2 separate regions of the Homo sapiens genome follow, and region 1 is linked to region 2. Evidence: chromatin contacts called from ENCODE Hi-C or POLR2A ChIA-PET data. All regions are on one chromosome and are shown on one strand. Each heading gives the region's core, a stretch centred on a gene start or an enhancer-like site at or near the end of the contact. The rest is flanking DNA. Distances are from core to core; before and after follow the strand shown. Region 1 holds the start of SYTL1 (synaptotagmin like 1). Region 2 holds the start of ARID1A (AT-rich interaction domain 1A).

Evidence for each region. A loop is a pair of places that touch in the nucleus more often than their neighbours do. ChIA-PET counts read pairs that join two places held with the same protein, here RNA polymerase II (POLR2A). Pooled maps may share reads with other maps.
Region 1: a loop to region 2 is called in a map of CD8-positive, alpha-beta T cell, with 15 times the contacts of the local background. The contact joins the promoter of SYTL1 here to the promoter of ARID1A in region 2. A Hi-C loop is called at or near these places in 3 of 168 maps with a recorded cell type or tissue (CD8-positive, alpha-beta T cell and natural killer cell), 4 of 37 single-sample maps with no recorded cell type and 11 of 50 pooled maps. POLR2A ChIA-PET finds 5 or more read pairs at or near these places in 3 of 52 experiments (H1, WTC11 and activated CD4-positive, alpha-beta T cell).

Annotation. Positions count from the first base shown.
Region 1 is chr1:27,337,863-27,343,271 of GRCh38, forward strand. SYTL1 (synaptotagmin like 1) reads left to right here and starts at 4,160. Exons shown (of 15, transcript NM_001193308.2): 1 at 4,160-4,288. RefSeq lists enhancers at 3,781-4,040, 4,571-4,620, 4,795-5,409.
Region 2 is chr1:26,691,473-26,697,264 of GRCh38, forward strand. It overlaps ARID1A (AT-rich interaction domain 1A), which reads left to right and starts at 4,543. Exons shown (of 20, transcript NM_006015.6): 1 at 4,543-5,792. The coding sequence starts at 4,932. It overlaps LOC124900417 (translation initiation factor IF-2-like), which reads right to left and starts at 4,933. Exons shown (of 2, transcript XM_047439473.1): 1 at 4,745-4,933; 2 at 436-4,493. The coding sequence starts at 4,933. The coding sequence ends at 3,807. LOC101928728 (a long non-coding RNA gene) reads right to left here and starts at 2,659. Exons shown (of 1, transcript NR_135804.1): 1 at 438-2,659. RefSeq lists enhancers at 1,213-1,727, 1,444-1,543, 3,376-4,312, 4,313-5,248 and silencers at 4,227-4,556, 4,647-4,806, 5,177-5,506, 5,557-5,792.

The sequences.
Region 1 (5,409 bases), core at 2,910-5,409, 650 kb after region 2:
CTGCGTTAGCCTAGCAGAATTTAAAATTTGCCTGGGGGAAACAGGACATAAAATTGTGCCATAGAAGTCACCAACAGGGTCAGCCACAGTGTCCAGCACTTTGGGAGGCCAAGGCTGGAGGAGGGAGGGAGCCCAAGAGTTTGAGACCAGCCTCGGCAACAAAGTGAGACCCCATCTCTACAAAAAATTAAAAAATAAAATTAGCTGGGCATGATGGTGCGTACCTGCAGCCCCAGCTACTACTCAAGAGACTGAAATGGGAGGATAGCTTGAGCTCAGGAGGTCAAGGGTGACAGAGCAAGACCCCGTCTCTCCCTCTCTCTCTCTCTTTTTTTTTGTTTTGTTTTTTTTTTTTTTTTTGAGATGGAGTCTTGCTCTTGTCACCCAGGCTGGAATGCAATGGCATGATCTCAGCTCACTGCAACCTCCGCCTCCCGGATTCAAGCGATTCTCCTGCCTCAGCCTCCCGAGTAGCTGGGATTACAGGCGCCTGCCACCATGCCCGGCTAATTTTTGTATTTTCAGTAGAGACAAGGTTTCGTCATGTTGGCCAGGCTGGTCTCAAACTCCTGACCTCATGATCCGCCTGCCTCGGCCTCCCAAAGTGCTGGGATTGCAGGTGTGAGTCACCATGCCCGGCCTAAGGCCCCGTCTCTTAAAAAAAAAAAAAAAAAGTCACCAACAGTTAGCGAGTGCTTACTCTGTGCTAGGCCTTGTAATAAAATACCATCTTAGCCTCACAACAGCCCTGCAACAAGGTAAGTGCCATCATCCCATTTTACAGATGAAGAAGTAAGCAGAGAAGTAGTGATTTGCTCCGGGTCACAGAGGTAGGAAGAGTGGAACTATGGTTCAAACCCAGCAGCTGGGCTCCAGAGCCCCCACTCAGAGCCACCCTGTGCGATGGCCTCACTGGAGCACAGGAGTGGAAATGAGAGGTGCTGTGATGCGAAAGGAGAATGGCCGCGGAGGTGAAAAACAAGCTCTCCTGACAGCAGCAGGCCTGTGAGATGGCTATTGTCCCCACTTCATAAAGGAAGAGAGTGAGGCTTACAGGGATTGTCATTGATCCCAGGCCACAGGGAACCATGCGGCAGAGCCAGATTTTAACCCAGATCTGCTGGCCTCTAGGACCCTGCCTCTTAATGTCCCTCTTAACAGAGGGATGTTGCCTAGAGACTGGCTGCAGCGCAGGGGCACTGAACTCTGGAGGAGGCTGAGCTAGTCCTGGAGCTGGGGAAAAGTATTCCCACAGGGAGCACAGAAGGCCCAGGGGTGTTGAAGGACAGGAAATAGCCCACAGCTAAGGCTCTACGGGTATAGGTGACGAAGGGGAGAAAGCCAGAGTAAGGGCAGCAATCCTGAGGGTCAGGCTGAGGGCCAGGCTGTCCTGGGAAGTGGTGAGACTTCCATCTCAGGACGTGTCTAAAGGGGACTGGACTGGTTTAGAAATGTATGAATGGGCCCGAGGGATGGCCTGGCTGTCTGCTGGCACCTTCCAAACCAGAGGATGACAAAGAAAAGTACGTTTGAAAGTTGTGCAACATAGGGCCAGAGTGGCCTTGTGTGGCCGCAAGGAGGCAGGAGAAGAGGAGGCTTCCAGAAGAGGCTGAGCGGGGACTGAGACCTGGGCAGGGGGAGGACAGCAGAGACACACAGATGGGAGGGCACCTGGAGTGAAGTGTGGACAGCATCTGGAGGTGGCAGGAAGCAGCAGGAGGCCAGGGGCCAGGATGATGGGGGCTGGTTACAGAGGTGGAAACTTGGAAATAGGTTTCAAGTGGGGAAGAGGCCAGAGGAATGCAGGTTGAGACACAGCAGGAGAGATGGCTGGAAGTATCAGCGTCAGGGAGTCACAGCTATAGGAAGGACAGGAGAGCAGAGAAAGGAAGGGAAATTTAGAAACCCGAAGACCAGATAATGAAGTTTCATGCCTTCCAGGAGGAAGAGCTGCTAAGGAGGTGAGAGGAGGGCAGAGAAACATCCTTGGGGGCGCCAGGACCAGGATGGCAGGAAGGGGTGTGGATGTTCTTGGCCACTCTCCTTCCATTTTGAGGGCCTTAATGAAGGAGGCAGCATCACAGTAATGGTCCCACAGCAGCTGCTCCATGGGTATTGCATGTGTGGGTGCATAAATGCATTAATCAAGAGTACTGGGGTCTGGGCAAGGTGGCTCACGCCTGTAGTCCTAGCACTTTGGGAGGCTGAGGCAGGCAGATCACATGAGACCAGGAGTTCGAGCCCAGCCTGTCCAACATGGTGAAACCCCATCTCTACTCAAAATACAAAAATTAGCCAGGCGTGGTGGCGGGCGCCTGTAGTGCCAGCTACTCGGGAGGCTGAGGCATGAGAATCACTTGAACCCAGGAGGCGGAGGCTGCAGTGAGCCAAGCCAGCCTGGGCGACAGAGCAAGACTCCATCTAAAAAAAAGAAAAAAAAAAGTCTGCAAGGATCTCACTGAATTTTAGTGAAAACCCTCTAAGGAGAGATTACCCCCATTTAACAGATGAGAAAAATAAGATTAATTTGCAAAAAATAAGTAGGGAAGCCTCCACTGTGGTTCTGAGGTGGAGGAGGGTCCTCTGTCTCTCAGTGGTGGTGGGAGTCGGTTCTGATTACAGGAAGGAAGAGTGGGTGTTTAGTTTTCTTTTCTTTTCTTTTCTTTTTTTTTTTGTGACGGAGTCTCGCTCTGTCGCCCAGGCTGGAGTGCAGTGGTGCGATCTCGGCTCACTGCAAGCTCCACCTCCCAGGTTCATGCCATTCTCCTGCCTCAGCTACTCGGGAAATAGCTGGGACTACAGGCAGCCGCCACCACGCCCAGCTAATTTTTTTTGTATTTTTAGTAGAGATGGGTTTTCACCGTGTTAGCCAGGATGGTCTTGATCTCCTGACCTCGTGATCCACCCGTCTCGGCCTCCCAAAGTGCTGGGATTACAGGTGTAAGCTACCACGCCCAGCCTTGTTTGCTTTTCTGAGACGGAGTCTCGCTGTGTTGCCCAGGCTGGAGTGCAGTGGTGCGATCTCGGCTCACTGCAACCTCCGCCTCCTGGGTTCAAGCGATTCTCCTGCCTCGGCCTCCCGAGTAACTGGGACTGCAAGCACCTGCCACCATGCCCGGTTAATTTTTGTATTTTGAGTAGAGACGGGGTTTCACTATATTAGCCAGACTGGTCTCAAACTCCTGTCCTAGAGTGATCCGCCCACCTCGACCTCTTAAAGTACTGGGATTACAGGCATGAGTCACTGTGCCCAGACTGGTTTTGTTTAGAATCCACCCCTTGTCCTGCCTCTCCCAGGGGTCTATGAGGAGCCCACTAATCTTTAATCCATGGCCCTAGGTTCAGGGGAGGGGGTTGGGCCAGGGCAGGCCATGGGAAGTGAAGTGGACTTGGGGGGAGTCAGAAAGCTTTGGTGTGGCCTCTTGTGCCCAAGACAACCCAGGAGGTTCATGGTCCTGAAGCCAATGTAATCTAGGGCCCAAACCTTCTAATCTCAGGGTGGGCAGAATCTAGGTGTAGAATGGGGTGAGTTCAGGGGGGCTCCACATAGACAGAGGGTGTGGGACCCTCACCTTGGCACTAGAAGAGTTCAGGCCTCCTCAAACAGATGGGGCTCAGGACAGCAGAGGGGACAGAGAGGGCTGCTCTGCCAGCATGTCCCAGAAGTGCATGTGGATATAGAGGGCAGCAGCTGCTGAGATGGCCGTGGGCATTAGGCTATGCTGGAGTGGGGACACCTCACCCCGACTATGCCAGCTCGCACCGGGCACTTTCACTTCCCTTAGTATAGGCTCCTTGCACTCTGCTACCCACAGTTTGCATCAGAAGAAATGGAAGAGACCTGCTTAAGGTCACATCACACACCCACTGGCAGAGCAGGGACTCTGCACAGGGTGGTCTAACTGCAAAGTCTGCCATCCTGCCATTCCCCTTGGGGCTGGAAAAGAAAGGTTTCTAACTTGCTTTCAAAGCGAGTTCCTATCAGCCCCGTTGTGGGCAAGGTGGGGCTGCTACCCGTTCTAGAGGGCCTGCTCAGTGGAGCTGGGGCCAAGCTGGGCCTCTCCAGTCGGCTGCGGGGGCGCACCCCCGGGCGCTGGGAGTCCAGGCCCGGTTTTGCATCAGGCCCTGCCGAGGTGTTTCCTCCTCCTCCGTGTGGGGCAGCTGCTGGCTGGGCTGCCTGTTGAGTCAGCCTTCTTCCCTCACGGCTCTTCTCCCGGTCCCTGAAACTCGGCTGCCAGGGGAGCTGGAGCCACCTGCGAAGGTGTCCTCCCATACTGGACCCCTACAGGTAACACGTGTCGGTGCCAGGGTCCCCTGCCAGGGTCCAGAGACGCAGGCACTGCCACCTGGTATCCTGAGCACCCTCCAGCACCTTGGGGTTGGGGGAGGTGGGCACATGTCTGGAACTGGAACAGCTGGACAGATGGACAGACCCTCCTCTTGACCAATGGGTCTGTCCCACCGTGTCAAAACAGCAGAGAAGACCAAACTCCTACCTAACTCTGGTAGGAGATTCTGCCTCTGGTTGGTAGGAGAGGGGACTTCAGGGAGGGGGCACTGCTGAGGACGCTGGGCTGATGCCCATGGCCCAGCTCAGGCAGGCCTGAAGGACAGAAATAGGCTCAGTTCTGCCGAACGTCCCCCCGGCCTCCATCCACACTCAGACACACACACCTGGTGGCCCCCAAGGCACCAGGGGACACCCCACAGCACACAGCCCAGTCACACATACAGCACAGGAGGAAATGCACAATGCATACTGTACACACCCCACACGGCGCTGTCACCTAGAAAGTCACTGAACACACCACACAGACAATATAGTCACCATGCAGCATCACACTGCAACAGGACACAAAGACACACAGCAACTACACAGCTCACAGACTCACGCAACGCAGACATGCCCACCAGACTCGGACCCACACAGCCACACAACAGGGCACAGAGAGGGACGTGGGCTCACACCCCAATCCACAGGGGAGGCCGAACGTGGGCTCACACCCCAATCCACAGGGGAGGCCGAACGTGGGCTCACACGTTGGCCACAGAAGTCCAGGGAAACTGCTGTTGTGGAGCACACAGGTATCCACAGAGTGAATGCACACCGTGCAGCCGTGCTGAGGCCTTCTGCTCCTGAGGGTGTCAAGAGGGATCGCTGGGGCTCGGCCACTGACTCAGCTGGGAGGGGACAGAGCATAGCAGGCGGCGGACACAAGCCAGGACCTGCCCGCCAAGCTGCCTCCGCCGGTCTCAGCCCCACCTGGAGCCGTGGCAATGGAAGGGGCGGGGAAGAGAGGAGAGGCCGCCCAGTGGGCTCAGGACACAGCCCTGACCAAGTCATGGGCCCCTTGCCACGTCTACATGCCCCTCAGCGCTGGGCAAATGCTTTCTTTCCGGAGTCACTGT
Region 2 (5,792 bases), core at 3,293-5,792:
CAAGGATGGTCTCGATCTCCTGACCTCGTGATCTGCCTGCCTCGGCCTCCCAAAGTGCTGGGATTACAGGCGTGCGCCACCACGCGCGGCTCAAGCTTTAAGTAGGTTTTTCATACAGTATTTTTTGTATTAGTTGGTGAATACAAATCTTCAATGAGCTCAGCAGAAATAAGAAATCCAAATTTCCTGATCTGCCCAGTGGTTTTATGAAACCCCAGTCCCGTTTTTTTGTTTTTTGTTTTTTTAAAAAATATTAGTAGTAGCTTTACTCAGTCTTTTCCACAAAAATAAGCTCACTGGTCAGCAAGCTCACCAGTGAGACTGGTGAGTGAGGCTGTACTTAGAAGAATATGAAAGCCTTGGTATCTTTTTCCTCATATTAGACTGGCCCTGGGTGTTATTTTTGTTTGAAACCTGCCACAAGCCAGACCAGCCTGGACTTTTACTTATTTTATTTTTTATTTCAGTTTTGGTGGAGGTGGTGGTGAGGGTAATTTTTAATTTATATTGAGACAAAATAAGCTGGCTGACTTATGCCTGAGGCTCTTTTTTTCACAGCTACTTTGGGGAAAAAAAGTCTCATTCAGAAATTAACATTTCTCAAAATGTGTTCCTTATTCTGAAATATAAATGACCCCAAATTGCTTAAGAGTTTGAGATGAGTGGGGAAAAGATCTAGAAAAGCATTTATTGTGTGCCAACCAAGTTTGAGGCCTCCTGGTTTGCTCCTTTGGGATTCTAGATCCTTGGCAGTCACAGTTTTACCGCGAAGAGCTGTTGAATGCCATTCCGAGTTCATTCCATTTTTCTCCGTGTGTGCATCCAGTTCGTATTTTACAGCTCCCGTATGGGAGCCGGTAACATAATGAATTGCCTTGACTCTCGCTTCAATCCACTTTCCTCGCTTAATATGCAGCCCAAAGTTTTGCAGCTCGCTGTCAGATGGTAGTGCTAGACTTTCACACCGATCCCAAAGCCTCCGCTGGGGCTGTTTCTTAACACGGAGTTACAAACTTTAAGAACAGACAGCTCCAGACGGAAATCCACGCCAGGCTTTGAACTCTGCTTCTGGCTTCCGTCAACTGACATAGTTGCCCTTTTGCTCAAACTCGCAGCTCCAGTTCGCACTCGAGAGAGCTCTGCTGGGTGTCTGCTGCTGTTCCGCGGCGGGAACGTGTGGGGGCAACAACCTGGCGCTCCAGCGATTCTCCACGCCTTAGTTAGGAATCTAAGCAAACCCTCGCTAGGGTCCCTGGGCTTAAGACGACTTCTCCCACAAGGATTGGGTGGAGGAAGGAGCCGAGCCCGATCTTCTGTTTGTTTGTTGAGTTTTGTATTTCAGACATTTAGGGGAAGCAAATTGCGAGAAAGGAAGGGCTGTCTTCCCTGCAAACGTTTCCCTCTCCTAGCAAACCCTCCAGGCCTCGGTTCCACATTTTGCAGTTGACTCTCTGGATTTTAATAGGTTGTTCCCTTGTCCTCGGGCCCAATCCATGCACGCTGTGCAGCCGGATAAAATGGGAGCACATCCTCTGCCATTTTCAGCCGGTTTGTCCTGGCAGCCCTGCCCCCTTCCTTGGCTGCTCTGCCGCTGGAGTTAATACGCCCAGAAACTCCGCCTGATCCTCCAGGCCTCAAATCCAGTCCGCGTTTGCTAAGTGCCGTGCGGTCGGGGACGGCGATAAGAACTCTCCTGTGAGGGAGAGCTAGCGAGACTTTAGTCCGGTTTCCATGTCAACGATTCAGTCCATATTTGCCATCAGGCTGTTGGCCGAGGTGCTTTCGCGAGGGTAGCGCTGTCCTAGTCCTAGTTCTCCAATCTGCGCCGGGATTCCTGAGCTGCCTGGGTGTGGGGTTAAAAGGCAGGGGCCGTGGGGGAAAAAACTCCACCGAAGGGAGGACCCACTGCCCCCAGCCGGGGTCTCGCTGCTCGGGCCAGCCACGTGCCCAGCTCCTCCCCTCCCCCGCTTTCCCGTTGCCACTGCCCCTAGGGAAAGCTGATGGGCCAGTTTCTAAAAAAGTTCCCTCAGCCCAACATTTCCTGGGATCGTGGTGTGGGGCTCTAAAAGTAAAAGTGGAAGAGAACCCTAGTGAATTAAAAAAAAAAAAAAGTAGAGAAATTCCACATTATCTCCTCCAACCCAGGTGGATAGATTTTTGTGCACTTTACCTTATTGCTAGAGAAAAATGGTGACTGTTTTCAAAACAGCTTGCCCACGTGTAGGGAAGGAGATTTTTGGCGCTTTCCATATTTCACAGCCATTGAAGAAAGGGGATGAGGGCTTTCTTTGGAGAGAAATCCATTCTAGCTTCCAGATTTTCACTGGGCTCCAGGTTTCCCATTACACCCCAGCTCTAAGGAAAATGGCAGAGTAATGGCATGTAAAAAAATCCTCATTTGTGTGCAGGACTCAGGACTGTTTGCCAGCTCAGGGGCAGTTGATTAAATAGCCAAGCTCTATTTATGAGGCAGCCTATAATTTGGTTTCTAGGACCTAATGCACCGGGGAGAGTTGTTGCCCCTGAGGACTGTGAGTGAAAAGAGGGCACTGGCCCATACCAGTCAGTCGGATCTTCTTGGTAGGCTGGTTTGGTTCTTGGCTTGAGGCCGGGGGAGGGGAGAAGAATAAAACTGTGGGATTTTTTTTTTTTTTAAATCTCATCACTCTTAGATTAACAGGAAGGTTTTGCCTTTCTGGTGTAGGATGCAGTAAGTTTTCTTGGGGAGAGAAATGAGTTCAGGCTTTGGAATTATTCATAGTGACCAGGGACATTGCCAGCACTCCCGGGTCCTGCATAATCTAAGATAATGCTCCTGTGGCCATGAAGTCTCCCTTTACAAAATCTGAGGGGGAAAAGAGATCCTGGTGTCTAGGAACACTGGCCTGGGCCTTTCCCAAGGCAGCCTTGGGTCTGGTGAGGAGCTGGAATCCCCTCTGGCTTTTGTAGCCTGTCATATCAGAACATTCCAAGTCAGCCTGAGGAAGAAAAGGCTGCTGCTGGGATTTGGTGGGGCCTGTAGATCAGGAGAACACTGGAGCTTTCTGTGTATGTCGATCTTTTCAGATAAACCTGGCCTTCTACCCAACTCCAGCTCAATCGGGGTCTCTTAGAATGTAATGGTAAACTTTAAACAATCTTTACGCTACAGGATAGAAAACAAATCTGACAAGCATCCATTTTCTAAGTGACTTGTTGGACTGTGCCTTTTCTTCAAGGAGAAAATGGTTTCCATTTTCTGCATCTCTCTTCTGTAATGGTTTGAACACTCAGGTTCCTGCAGTCCCTGGAGCCTCTTCTGTGGGTTTTCAGTATTAGAAGGTACTGTCTTTGGAGACTGGGGCTACTTGTCATGGTAGGCTAAGTTTTCTTAAGAGGGAGTGAGAAACGGTGTTTAGGTTTTCCTGCTGGGTAACTGTTCTATGCTCCTAAAGCAACTTCAGTGGCCTCCATTTTAAGTTAGTGGTGAGATGATCAGTTTTGACTTCAAATCCATTTTGATATTCTGATCCCATTGTTGAATGTGCTCACAACTTGATTTTTTTTTTTTTAAAGGCAAGTAGACCGAAGGCAGCTTTGGTGACTCCACTTCTTTTTAAAGTCACCCTCCTCTGCCCTCTGACTTTAAGTGACAGGCAGTTCCCTCCCCTCTCTTTCAATTCTGTAAAATGGGGATAATCCGGACCTCATGCCCCCAGAGCCTTGTAAGGACCGGCTAATGAGGGCAGGCGAGTGGGAAACGAATCGTCTGAACAATGATCAGTCATTCTTTCGGGCTTGCAAAGAGGGTAAAAAAGGTTGGGTCTTTAGCGGGGTCCGTAGAAGGCTTTGAAGACGAAAAGTGCTGTAGAGGTGCTAAGCAGCAGCCAACGGACCGGGCCCGCTGCCAGGGGGTCAGGGCTGGGCCGAGGCGGCCGCGGTCTCAGGCTCTGGCCAATTTTGCAGCCGCGGGTAAAGTTCACGCTGCCCGCTCCCCTCGGTACGGCCGGGAGGGGACAGACCTGGATAGGGACGCCGGGAGGGAGGCGGCGCAGGCTCCAGAGATGCGCGGGCTCCGGGCCGGGTTTTCTCCGAAGCCTTCGGCGGCGGCGCTGCCTAGCGAAAGCGGCTGAGGGCCTGCCGCCGCCGCGGCTTGTTCTCTCCCCTCCTCCTTTGTGAAGGGAAGGGAGCGAGTCCGTTCCACGGCCTGCGCCCGCTCCGCTCTCCACTCCGGGTTTGCCAGGCGGCCGCGACGGCGCTGGGTAAAATGGCAGTGCTGAGCCTCGTGTCGGAGTGAGGGGGACTCGGAGGAGAGTGGGGCGCTCTAGCCGCTCAGTCCGGCCGACCGCTTGCTCGCCCGCCCGCTGCCGCGCAGCAGCCTCGACCCAAGCCGCAGCTGGCGAGGGGAGGCAGGGCGCCGGGCTCGGCCCGCGCTCTGACTCTGGCTCCCGGCGCCCCGGCTGCTGCCGCGCGCCCTCCAGCCCGCCCGTCCCGGGTCCCCCTCCCCCCGCTCCCTCCCTCCCTCCCCGCCCCCTCCCCCTCGCCTCCCTCCCTCCCTCCCTCCTCCTTTCTCCGGCAGCAGAAAGCGGAGAGTCACAGCGGGGCCAGGCCCTGGGGAGCGGAGCCTCCACCGCCCCCCTCATTCCCAGGCAAGGGCTTGGGGGGAATGAGCCGGGAGAGCCGGGTCCCGAGCCTACAGAGCCGGGAGCAGCTGAGCCGCCGGCGCCTCGGCCGCCGCCGCCGCCTCCTCCTCCTCCGCCGCCGCCAGCCCGGAGCCTGAGCCGGCGGGGCGGGGGGGAGAGGAGCGAGCGCAGCGCAGCAGCGGAGCCCCGCGAGGCCCGCCCGGGCGGGTGGGGAGGGCAGCCCGGGGGACTGGGCCCCGGGGCGGGGTGGGAGGGGGGGAGAAGACGAAGACAGGGCCGGGTCTCTCCGCGGACGAGACAGCGGGGATCATGGCCGCGCAGGTCGCCCCCGCCGCCGCCAGCAGCCTGGGCAACCCGCCGCCGCCGCCGCCCTCGGAGCTGAAGAAAGCCGAGCAGCAGCAGCGGGAGGAGGCGGGGGGCGAGGCGGCGGCGGCGGCAGCGGCCGAGCGCGGGGAAATGAAGGCAGCCGCCGGGCAGGAAAGCGAGGGCCCCGCCGTGGGGCCGCCGCAGCCGCTGGGAAAGGAGCTGCAGGACGGGGCCGAGAGCAATGGGGGTGGCGGCGGCGGCGGAGCCGGCAGCGGCGGCGGGCCCGGCGCGGAGCCGGACCTGAAGAACTCGAACGGGAACGCGGGCCCTAGGCCCGCCCTGAACAATAACCTCACGGAGCCGCCCGGCGGCGGCGGTGGCGGCAGCAGCGATGGGGTGGGGGCGCCTCCTCACTCAGCCGCGGCCGCCTTGCCGCCCCCAGCCTACGGCTTCGGGCAACCCTACGGCCGGAGCCCGTCTGCCGTCGCCGCCGCCGCGGCCGCCGTCTTCCACCAACAACATGGCGGACAACAAAGCCCTGGCCTGGCAGCGCTGCAGAGCGGCGGCGGCGGGGGCCTGGAGCCCTACGCGGGGCCCCAGCAGAACTCTCACGACCACGGCTTCCCCAACCACCAGTACAACTCCTACTACCCCAACCGCAGCGCCTACCCCCCGCCCGCCCCGGCCTACGCGCTGAGCTCCCCGAGAGGTGGCACTCCGGGCTCCGGCGCGGCGGCGGCTGCCGGCTCCAAGCCGCCTCCCTCCTCCAGCGCCTCCGCCTCCTCGTCGTCTTCGTCCTTCGCTCAGCAGCGCTTCGGGGCCATGGGGGGAGGCGGCCCCTCCGCGGCCGGCGGGGGAACTCCC